Linked DNA regions of Homo sapiens: region 1 is linked to region 2. Evidence: chromatin contacts called from ENCODE Hi-C data. All regions are on one chromosome and are shown on one strand. Each heading gives the region's core, a stretch centred on a gene start or an enhancer-like site at or near the end of the contact. The rest is flanking DNA. Distances are from core to core; before and after follow the strand shown. Region 1 overlaps GALNT10 (polypeptide N-acetylgalactosaminyltransferase 10). Region 2 overlaps SPARC (secreted protein acidic and cysteine rich).

The links. A loop is a pair of places that touch in the nucleus more often than their neighbours do. Pooled maps may share reads with other maps.
Region 1: a loop to region 2 is called in a map with no recorded cell type, with 17 times the contacts of the local background. The contact joins two enhancer-like sites. A Hi-C loop is called at or near these places in 3 of 37 single-sample maps with no recorded cell type and 2 of 50 pooled maps.

The regions. Positions count from the first base shown.
Region 1 is chr5:154,381,275-154,387,066 of GRCh38, forward strand. It overlaps GALNT10 (polypeptide N-acetylgalactosaminyltransferase 10), which reads left to right. Exons shown (of 12, transcript NM_198321.4): 7 at 5,039-5,156. Among named protein-coding and RNA genes, the nearest start is that of MIR1294, 37 kb to the left of the region's middle. RefSeq lists an enhancer at 3,581-3,730. Within about 2 kb of position 4,002, at least 6 of the 41 ENCODE cell types and tissues checked have a DNase peak (open chromatin) inside an H3K27ac peak, as active enhancers do.
Region 2 is chr5:151,662,506-151,668,499 of GRCh38, forward strand. It overlaps SPARC (secreted protein acidic and cysteine rich), which reads right to left. Exons shown (of 10, transcript NM_003118.4): 7 at 4,962-5,095; 8 at 3,856-4,004; 9 at 1,582-1,730; 10 at 1-1,094. The coding sequence ends at 1,066. Among named protein-coding and RNA genes, the nearest start is that of CLMAT3, 11 kb to the right of the region's middle. RefSeq lists enhancers at 135-274, 732-1,931 and a silencer at 1,267-1,316. Within about 2 kb of position 1,294, at least 17 of the 41 ENCODE cell types and tissues checked have a DNase peak (open chromatin) inside an H3K27ac peak, as active enhancers do.

The DNA.
Region 1 (5,792 bases), core at 2,752-5,251, 2.7 Mb after region 2:
GTGAAGAACTCAGCCCCTTGCAGATGAGGGACTAAGGCTCCAGAAGGAGGAGCTCTGTGAGTGGCTAAGACAGAAATAGAGCCCAGCCCCTCTCTGGTGCTCCAAGCTCTGGAAGGGGCTTCTCCCCAACAGTAGGCTCACTGTCCCTGCAGCTGTCCTGTGAGCTGTTCCAGTTCTCCTGCGACACGTGTGGAAAAGATCTCTGGATACAAAGCCGAAGCCCAAGCTCTCCCGCTGTATTAGTTTCCTATAGCTGCTGTGATAAATTACTATAAACTTAGAAGGTTAAAACAACACAAATTTATGCTTAAAACTCTGGAGGTCAGAAGCCTGAAATGAGTCTTACTGGGCTAAAATCATAGTGTCGGCAGGGCTGCATTCCCTCTGGATGCCTTGGGAAGAATCCATTTCCCTACCTTTCCTGGCTTCTAGAGGATGCTTACATTCCTTGGCTCATGGCCCCTGCCTCCAACTTTAAAGCCAGAAGGATAGAATCTTCAGATCTCTGTTTCCTTCTCCTTGCTTTCCTTCATACCTCTGCTTCCTTCATCACATCTCCTTCTGACTCTGACTTTCCTGCCTCCTTCTTTCACTTATAAGCCCTGTGATTACATTAATGATATGTGATTCCATCAGGCTCGCCAAGATAACCTCCCCACCACAAGATCCTTAACCTTAATCACATCTGCGAAGTCTCTTTTGCCACATAAGGTAACATATTCACAGGTTCCGGAGATTCAGACACTGCCATAACTGGGGAGTCGTACCTCTCACCACAGTTTGGCCTTCAGTGAACCACATTTCTCTATGCCTTACTCTCCCCATCTGAGAAGCAGGACTGTTGGAAGCTCAGCCATCTTCATGGGCATGGTGCATACCCAGGGCTCCTGAGAGGAACCCCTAACACTATGAGCCCCAGGGCAGGCTCAGAGGTAGAAAGAGTTGGGTTCTTTGAGGAAATGAAAGGTGGCCAGGACAATGGACCAGCCTGAGCCAAGAGTGGAGAGCAAGAATGGATTCCATGTCTCCAGCAGCAGGTCAAACATTTGTGGTCTTCTCTTGGCCTCTTGAACACAGTTGATCACTACTATTAGATCCCTTCCTGGTCCAAAGATATGATTTAGCCATGATCACATTATGCAGTCTGCCCCACCTTCTGTGTACCTCAGAATCAATCCTCAGTTGACCTAAATCCTTGTAGAATAATACCAACACCAGGAGTAACTAACATTTGGCCTGTGTTGGCAAAGCAATTTCTACTGACCATTATTGTGCATGATCCTTATAATAATGTAGGATCCTCAGGTCTAGGTAGAATTACCCTCATTTGACTGATGGAGGCCTTGAGGTTCAGAGAGGAAACAAGACTTGTCCTAGTTGACATGACTGCAGAAGCTGAGGTTAGAATAGGCTGCTCCAGAAAATGGAATTTTCAGGGTAACCAAGGGGGTAATTAGAACCTCCTTTATTGTTTGAACCTTTGCAATGAGCAGACTCATTGAAAGGTACTTAAGGACAGGTCTTGGCCCATCGTTATCCTCATTGCACAGTAAGGAAAGGCTAAGACCAGGTCATACAGCTGGCTAGTAGCAAAGGCCCAGCTAGTGTCTTCTGGGGCTTCAGTCTCCTCATCTGGATATTGAAGTGATTGGCCTCACCAGAGAGCACTGGCTCTTGACCCTAGCCACACATTGACATCACCTGGGGAGCTTGTAAAAACACAAAGGCTTCCCTCAAGAGCAGTTACACTGGAGTCTGGGGGTGGGATGCAGGTATCATCATTTTTTAAAGCTCCCAGGTGATGCTTATGTGTGGCCATGGTTGGCAGTCACTGGTGTAGATGCTTTCTGAAGGGCCCTCCATCCTCTCCCATGATTCCTTCCAGAAGTCTCTCTTCTGCTTTTTACTTGGACAGAACCCTAGGAAGTGGCCACTAGAGAAATTCTGGTCATTTTCTGTACAGCTTCCCACCTTCCCACTTGATGGTAGAGTGCCCAGCAAGTGGGCAATCTACAGGCACAGCATGGTGCAAGGATGTTTAAAAGACATGGTTTCAGTGGCAGACCCCACTTTCAGTAATAGCTTATCCACTCACTATGAGCAGATTATTTAACATTTCTGATTTTCAAATATCTCCGTCTGTAAAGGAGACTAATATTAGAGCTTTGTGAGAGCTGGAGATGGTGTCAGTAAAGTAAGTAGCACACACTGGACACTCAGAATTGTTACTAGTATTGCCAAACACAGCAGAAACCAGAACAGGCTGGGCAGAGAGGCCTCTCTCTGGAGGCAAAGCCTCGAGCATCCCAAATGCCTTAGAGCTGATATCCTGCCTATTCCATGCAGCCCCTCAGCCCCGGCCCCTGCTTTGACCGAGGCTGATTTTCATGTGCAAAGCCTTGAGTTCAGTCTCCCATGAAGCACCAAGTCAGAAACACTGTCAGCCTTTCCAAGCGGTAGATTTGTGGCTCCAGCCAAAAAAAACCAGGACCCCCTCAATCTCCAGAAGACAAAGGGGAGCCAATACTAATAACACCTTATTTTCTTATAGTACTGGGTACTTTTAGAAATATTCTAGCTGTATTAATCCATTCTCACACTGCTATAAAGAACTGCCTGAGACTGGGTAATTTATAAAGAAAAGAAGTTCAACTGACTCACAGTTCCACATGGCTGGGGAGGCCTCAAGAAACTTACAGTCATGGCAGAGGGGGAAGCAAACACATCCTTCTTCACAAGGCGGCAGGAGAGAGAAGTGCTGAGCAAAGAGGAAAAAGCCCCTTATAAAACCATCAGATCTCATGAGAACTCACTCACTATCATGAGAACAGCAGCATGGGGGTAACTGCCCCCATGATTCCATTACCTCCCACCAGGTCTCTCCTATGACACCTGGGGATTACGGTAACTACAGTTCAAGATAAGATTTGGGTGGGGACGTAGCCAACCGTATCACTAGCAACGTGGGATAGGAAGTATAGCTATCACTCCATTGTTTAGATGGGGAATAGGGCTCAAAGAGGTTAAATCAGCACTGTCCAATATAATACAAGCTGCATATGTGATATTATTTTCTAAGGTAAAGAGAAACAGGTAAAATTCATCTTAATAATGTATCTTATTTAAACCAGTATACCTCAAATATTATCGTTTTAACATGTAACCAACACTTTAAAATTATTAATGAGTTCTTTCATACTCTTTTCATCCTAAGTCTTGGAAATCTGGTGTGTATCTCACACTCACAGCACATGTCAGTTCATACCAGTCACATTTTAAGTGCAGAGTCATCACCTGTGGCCAGTGGCTTCCTTCCTGGGTAGCACAGGGTTAATGGTTAAACGCTGCATCTCAGGTCACACAGCAGGTTAAGGAAAGCAGAAATGAGAGTGAGGGTTCCGAATTTCTCACGCCCTGTTCTTTGCATGCATCACCTGCTTCTCGAGTGTTCCTGCCTGCCTGGAGGCAGTATATTGTGGTGGCGAGGGGTGTGAACTGTGGCTTAGATTAGAGATTCACATCCCAGCAGTGCTGCTTTTTAGCCATGGGGCCTTGAGCAAGTTCCCTGTCTGCACTCCAGTTTTACATGTGTAAAATGGTGATGATAATGAGGCCTGCCACATGAGGTCGAGGTGAAGAGTAAATTCATTTTATTAATAAATTAGCTCCGTACAGCACCCGGCATATTCAAGCCCTCAGTAAATATTCAGGGGCTCCCCTTTTAAAGGAGTCCTGCCTGTGCTGTAAAGGCTCATCTGCTACTGGAAGGAGGAGCTGCTTGGGCAGCTTTTGGGTTGACTAAGAGCTTATTCGATCAGCCTACTTCCCATGAGCTTGCACTTCCAGGGACCAGGAGGGGGAATGGAGGTTGCTGCTGGAATGTTTGGATTTGAGGGTTTGGAGTTTTCCAGTGCATCCAGACAAGGATGCAGCCACTCTGATAGCTTTTCACACAGCAAACGCTGGTTGGCCCCTACCAGGTGCCAGTCTTGTGCGAGATACCCTGGGGGACGCTGACAGTCAGCAGCATGACGTTTCCTCACTTAGCACGGTGCCAGGCGGACTTCCTGTTCCCGTGGGTACTGCATGATTTGTCGTCTCTGTGTCCTTGCTGACGTTTTATCCTCCCCTCAGTGCCTTTCCCTCTCCCAAATTTCCTCTTGTCCAAACCCACTTAAATGCCACCTCCCCTGAGCCTCATTCCTTGACCCTTGCCCCAGCCATCCTCCTTACCCCAAAAGCTGGAAACAGACACACTCCTTTCAGATTCCTGTAATGCTGTCTCTACCTCCCGGAGTCCCTTATGCACCCTCTGTCTTGAGGGGGCTGCCCCACTACACCAACATCTCCTGAAGGACTCTCATTGACCTCGAGATTCTTCCAGCACCTCCCTCACAACTGGCATGGGATGAACAAACTCATTAGAGAATGAATGAATGGAGTTAATCTTATCTCCCAGTTTAACTGAAAAGACAGAGACAGTGGCTTCTTCTGTAAACACCACAGCAGAACAAACGTCCATGCTGGCCTACTGAGTAATAGTTGTCAAAGGAGCATGTTCAAAAACACAGAGCCCTAGGCTGCCTCCCGCAAGGATTGTTTCAGCAGGTCTGAGGTGGGGCCCAGCGAGCTGTATATTTTTTCATCTCTCTAAGAGATTCTACAACACAGACAGGCTTGGAGAGACCCCCAACTTGGACCATTTAACTAGTGAGAGGACTAACATGTACATATTTATGATGCAGCTACAGGGCCCATGTGGACAAAGTACTGTGATTTCATTTCACAAGTACTCTTAGGTGTTAATTGTGTAAAGGAACTTCGGGTCCCATTTGGTTAAAATGTAGCTCTTATGAAAGGAAGTTGTAGGAAAGAAAGGGGGATGCCTGGAAGGGCCTTGGATTCCCTGGAAGACACTTGGACTGTGTTCAGGGAGCAGCATGGAACACCGCCGCTGGGGGAATGGCATTATCGGGCCACATGAGAGCATGTGGCCAGGACATCTGCACCTTCACACCATGTTCTTCTTCTCTGACAGGTCTCCCGTGATGGCCGGTGGACTGTTCGCCGTGGATCGGAAGTGGTTCTGGGAACTCGGCGGGTATGACCCAGGCTTGGAGATCTGGGGAGGGGAGCAGTATGAAATCTCCTTCAAGGTGAGCCAGCTCTCCAGACGCCCCGTTCTTGGCACAGCCTCCTGAGTGCCTGTCCCAGTAGGTGTCTCAGCTTCTGCCTGAGCTTGGAAAGACTGGAGGCCTCAGGGTTCTGTAGCCCTTCTGCCCATCAGGTGAAGAAGACAGGGGCTCATGGGCCACTCTTTGTTGTGGGGTGGGGGGGTGTGGGAGGGAAGGGGAGTACTCTCCAGCTGCCAAAGGCTGGTCCTCACCACAGCTCTGACTGGCATTTGCCTTGTGTCTTCTTAAGATGTTGGAATAAGGTCTTGCTTCTACTCAGATGGCAGGTCTGAGATTGAGATGTCCAGCAAATAAGCAGTGGGCCAGAGAAGCTAGGAAGGCCAAACAGGATACGTAGGCCTAGAGGAGTCCTCTCAGTCACCCCAAGTTTTCCCTTTGTACCTGTTGCTCTAGGAGTTTGACAAAGACCAGTGAGCATAAGCTCCAGTTGTAAAGTTACAAAGGCCTGGATTCAGATCCCAGCTCCATCATCAGGAGCTATCTGACTTTGGGCAAGTTAGATCACCCCCCCGAGCTTTCTTTCCTCATCTGAAATAAGGGAATAATAATACTACCTAGCTTACAGAGCTATCGTGAAGATTAAATGAGATCATGTCT
Region 2 (5,994 bases), core at 44-2,543:
ATGATTAATAAGAAGCAGCTTTTTCATGAAATGCTTGGAGGTGAACGAGTTCTCAGCCTGTGAGATCCGACCATCCCATTAACTTTGAAGTTTCTCTTGATTAATAGAAGAAAAAAGGGGAGGGTGAAGAAAAGGAGGAACATGCTAAAAACCTTATGACAATCATCCAAATGTGAGGAAAGAACAACCGATTCACCAACTCCACTTTTTCTATTTTACAACTTTCTACATCTCACTCTTGATTTTGGCCTTCCTGGCTGAAACAGCCTGGCAGTCCCTAGAGCCCCTGAGAAGAGCCCTGGTTCTCCAAAAGACAGAGGAGGAGAAGCCCTGCAGGATGCGCTGACCACTTCCCAGAGAACTGACAGTCCGTGCTCCCAAAAGTTTGAACCAACAGCCTAATGTGAAAAGAAACTGCACTGAAAGGTAAAGGAGGAAATGGTGATGAACTGGGCTTATGTGAGAATGTCTATATTTTCATAACACAGCCCCAGAATCTTTCTCTCAGTTACAGCCTCAGGCAAACCACGTTCTGGTTGGTGGGTTCTGCAGGGATCTCTCCCACCACTGAGCCTCTAGTCCCAAAACCATCCTTGACAACATCGTGTGTCTGTTACTTCCCTTTGCCCACCTCCAGGCCACCTGGGGAAGCCCACAGGCAGCCAAGACCCTGAAATGAAATGAACACAAAGTCTGACTCGGTAAGTATTAGTTTCAAACAGAACACTAAAGAGAAAAGTTGAAGCTGCAATGTGTGTTTAAGGCAGAGCCCAGCAGATCCGTGTCCACCCATGTGCCAATAAGACAATGGGCAAAGCTACAAATGGCAAGAGAAAAATGGGACTATTAATGCGTGTGGAAAAGGCCTTAATAGTTAAGTTACAGCTAAGAATGTCATGTCTTGGGTTAGAATTTTCATTTTTAGCACCGTTAATGTATTCACTTAAATCTATGTTAGCACCTTGTCTCCAGGCAGAACAACAAACCATCCAAACATTTTAAACATTGGGGGAAACACGAAGGGGAGGGTTAAAGAGAGAATCCGGTACTGTGGAAGGAGTGGATTTAGATCACAAGATCCTTGTCGATATCCTCTGCAAAGCAAGAAAAGAGCACGGTTAAAAATAAGGCTGTGTCGATGATAACGCACTTCCCAAGGAGTCAGTGGACTCCCACCCATCCCCAGGGGCAGGGGTCTAGGTGGCCATGCAAGGTCACCCAGGAAGTCAGTGACGGAGGAATCTCGCTCTCTCTGTCTCTGGCCTGTCCCTGTCTCTTACACACGCTGCCAAGTTACACTTCCTGTTTCCTCTCTGTGTGCCTGCCAGTTCCCAAAATAGTGTTTAGCACGGGTGAGTGCTAACGCTTGAGGAAGGGAAAGAGAGAGGGACAGTTGGATGGACAGAGAAGGATCAGGAAGACGCCCAAGAGACAGGAGTCAAATAGGCAGAGAGAGCAGAGACAGGCAGAGAGGACAGACAACAGACAGACCAAGAGAGCGGAGAGTGGGGGGATGACAACCCAGCACCCTGGGAGCAGTGTTTCTGCCCATGCCCCTTGCTTCTTTGTTCAGACACTCACTCTGCTTGATGCCGAAGCAGCCGGCCCACTCATCCAGGGCGATGTACTTGTCATTGTCCAGGTCACAGGTCTCGAAAAAGCGGGTGGTGCAATGCTCCATGGGGATGAGGGGAGCACGCAGTGGAGCCAGCTCGGTGTGGGAGAGGTACCTGCAGGGAAGGAGGCAGGGGAGGGCCTGAGGCATGGAAAAGCTCCACACCCAGCCTTGGGAGGCAACCGGGGAGTTAGCCTGCCCCAGAGCATGGAGGAAAGGATATTTAAAGCAGGACAAAAAGCCAGAATCCCAGGTCTACCCCTAGCTCTGCCACTGACTGCTCTGAGACTCAGAGAACAGCAGTGCACCATTCGGAACCTCAGTTTCTCCTTCCAGCAAAGAGGAGGAGATGGCCATAATTACTAACGGCCCTTCCAGCTCTAAGGTTTCAGGGTCTCAAAAACAAAGGTCTGTTTGGTGTATTTGATTGTTTCCTAATTGGCTGAGAACTGGGGACACAGAAACTTAAAATCAAAATTCAGCACTTCTGCTATGGGTAGATCAAAATCTAGCATGACACAGCACTGTATATTGTCTATGGACACACATTTATACATCTATAAATGCCTAGTAAAGGGTCTAAAAATGACACACCAATCTGGTGACAGTGCTGCCTTCTGGGGAGGAATGTGGAAAGGGACTGGGATTGGCAGTGAGGGTCAACGGGAGCTCTAACCATCTTCATAGAGCTTTGCTTGTGTATCCTGTAATGTCTGAGAGGGAGGCCCTTTGGATGTCTCTCCCACTGTCCTCCCTCCCTATTCTCCCTGCTGGCCTTAGACTCCAGAGCATGTGTATAATTTTTTTCTTTGTTTCCCAGAGCCCCCAACTACTTGTCCCTAAAGATCCACAAAGGATCTCCAGGGAACAATGTGACTCCAGTTGTCTTCTTAACCTCTAGACCTCGCAGCCCCACCCAGCTCACCAAAGAAATCACACAATGTTTGAACTGATAGGAACATTCTCCTCCCCTTCATTGTACTGGTGGAAAACTGAGGCCCAGGGAGGGGCAGGGATGCAGGCAAGGTCACCTACAGCCCTGGGATGGGAGGAGGAGGAAGCGGGTCCCCTTGCCCAAGCTGGACCCCTTTCCCAGATGTGCTGTTCTTGCACCCCATCTGAAAGCCTCCCTCCAGGCCCTCTGTTGCAGTGGGATCAAATTGCTTTGCCTGAGCTCCAGATGTTCCCCTTTGACTTTTCCCCTCCCTGCCATAATGAGTGACTCAGTTGGATCCCAGCCATGGCAAAAGCCTGGGAGAGAAGTGGCCGGGAGATTCCCAGAGCCCAGGAGACCCCAGCCCTCAGGATCACTGGCAGGGTTGGCAGACTCCAGGCACACAGGCTGGACAAAGAGCGAGGGGTGAACATCCTAGAGAGGAAGTTCCCTGAGTATGTGAGTAGGGCAGCCCTTCCTTTCCCCTCTGTGTGATGCTCTGCTTCCACAACCCAAGGACGAAGAAAAAACCACTCTGGGAAGGTGCAGGTGTAGCTTGCTCCATCTGAGGCTGAGCAGGGGCTCTCACTTCATCACCACAAGAGAAGTTCAGAAGGTAGTGACAGGTTATGAACAGAGTATAAGTCCATGAGGGCAAGGACCATGCCAGCTCTGACTGCTGTTCAATCCCCTGCCTAGAATAGTGCAGGGCACAAAATGCACACTCCATAAGCATTTGCTAACTGGCCAGCTGCCTGCCTGTTCGGCAGTGCAGTTGCACAGGGCCTCATAACTCGTTTGGACAAGGGACAAGAGCCCTCAAACTGGGGGCTTGCAAAATAGACAGGCTTTTTTGGATAACTTCCAGGGTCAGTTGGGCCCTATTGGGGCTGAGCCTTAGGAGGGGGCTTAGACAGTGCCAGGTGGCTGCTCTGCCCCTGGATGTTCTGCTGAAGGACAGGGGGCGTGTGGCTGACCCAACCTTGTCCCCTGCCACCCCTTGGAGCCTGGTACTCCTTCTTAATTCACACTCCTTCATTATCCAGATATCCACGCCTAGTACTTGCAGGATTATGGAGCTATTTTGAGCTCCTACTGACTTTCACCTCAGCATGAGAGTGTCTTATCGGTTTCTTTGTCCCAGGTCCACATCTTTTCTCCAGATGCCTCATCCTTCTGCTCCAATCCCCAGGCAAACTGTGGATGCCAGGGCTTGGAGCAGTATAGGCTGCTGAGAGGCTTTCTGGCCATAGCTAGTGCACCTGCCAGCCTTGAGCTCTGTTCACTCTAGGGTCTGGGGTCTTACCCGTCAATGGGGTGCTGGTCCAGCTGGCCGAACTGCCAGTGTACAGGGAAGATGTACATGTTATAGTTCTTCTCGAAGTCCCGGGCCAGCAGCTCCACGGGGTGGTCTCCTGCCTCCAGGCGCTTCTCATTCTCATGGATCTTCTTCACCTGAGGGAGTAGAGACTGTGTGTGACAAGAGGTCCATGGAGATTGTCTGGACCAGTCGGGCCCTCCCACCCCTCCCAGAAGGCCAGAGCAGGCAGAGACTAGCCAGACCAAAGCTCACAGCGAGGGGAGGGAGGTGTCATAGATGGGTACTAGCATCTCATTCACAAAAATAGAAGCCTGGGATGACCTCAAAGAATTCTCCATATAGCTACCCACATCAAAATCACCTGGCGAAGGCCGGGCACACACTCACACCTGTAATCCCAGCGCTTTGGGAGGCTGAGGCAGGCAGATCACCTGAGGCCAGGAGTTTTGAGACCAGCCTGGCCAACACAGTGAAACTCCATCTCTACTAAAAATACAAAAATTAGCCAGGTGTGGTAGCATGCCTGCAGTCCCAGCTACTCAGGAGGCTGAGGCAGGGGAATCACTTGAACCCAGGAGGTGGAGGTTGCAGTGAACCGAGATCGCACCACTGCACTCCAGCCTGGCAACAGAGTGAGACTTTGCCTCAAAAAAATAAAATAAACATAAATCACCTGGGGAGTATTTAGAATGCAGCTTCCTGGGCCTTGCTTTCTAGAGACACTGTTTCAGTGGCCTGAGATGGGGCCAAGGAATCTGCATTTTATCAGCTTCTTGGGGTAGTTAATATGCTCATTAAAGCTTAAGATCCACAGACTCCAAAGGAAAAAGGAATAGGGCTGTTTGTGTCTCTTTTGTTTAACGTTAGGTTAAGCAAAGGGAGCAGGTCTCTGCTGCAGGACTTCTCAGAGCCTCTAAGATGTTAATGTGCACCACAGCCTCCAAAGGCAGGAAGAGAAGTACGTGTCCTGGTGCTCAGGGGTAAATGCACGCTCCGGAGCAGGATGCCGCCCTGCAGCTGGGGGCCCAGTTCTAGGAATGGGACTGGATCTTCACCAGCACGGGGCCAGCAAGGCCAGAGAGACCACTTACCCGCAGCTTCTGCTTCTCAGTCAGAAGGTTGTTGTCCTCATCCCTCTCATACAGGGTGACCAGGACGTTCTTGAGCCAGTCCCGCATGCGCAGGGGGAATTCGGTCAGCTCAGAGTCCAGGCAAGGGGGGATGTCTAGGTTCCAAACACAAGGGCGGTCAGCACAGACCCTGCCTGGGCCGTGCTCCCCACCCCAGGCCCCCACCCACCCACATACCACCTGCATTGGTGGCCTTGGCACAGTGGCTCAACCTCTCCAGGCCACAGTTTCTTCACAGGACAATGAGCAGAGGAGATTATGTGTGGGAAGAATGCCCTAGAAATGCATTGTGCAAAGGCATGGCTGCTGCTTTCCTCAGCCTAATCTGCTCTGCTCAGGGAAATGGATGGCTCCTGCACCTTACTGGGTGCTGGGCTTTGGGTGTGATCCTAGCTGAGACTGAGCCCATGTTGTTCACGTCAACCACTGGCAGGTGTTTGAAGCTGGGAGGCTGAGGGATCACATCTATCCACAGGCCCAGCTTGGCAGGGAGTGGGGAGTAGAGGACTCAGGAATGTGTAACCACCAGAACCTTCTTAGAAATGATTCCAACCTGGTCTTTGGAACTTAGAATCCCAAATGTTGGACCTGAAGATTTCATCCAAGTCCACACTTTTCTTTTCCTTTTCTTTTCTTTTTTCTTTTTTTCTTCTTTTTTTTTTTTTTAGACAGGGTCTCACTCTGTTGCCCAGGCTGGAGTGCAGTGGCACAATCACGGCTCACTGCAGCCTCAGCCTCCTGGACTCAACCAATCCTCCCTCCTCAGCCTCCTGAGTAGCTGGGACTACAGGCACATGCCACCATACCCAGCTAATTTTTGTATATTTTCCAGAGACAAGGTTTTGCCACGTTGCCCAGACTGGTCTCGAACTCCTGAGCTCAAGTGATCCTCCCTACTCGGCCTCCCAAAGTGCTGGGATTACAGGCGTGAGCCACCGCGCCTGACCCAGGTTCACACTTTGTACTGGACTTATTAGAGGTCAGCATGGAGAGA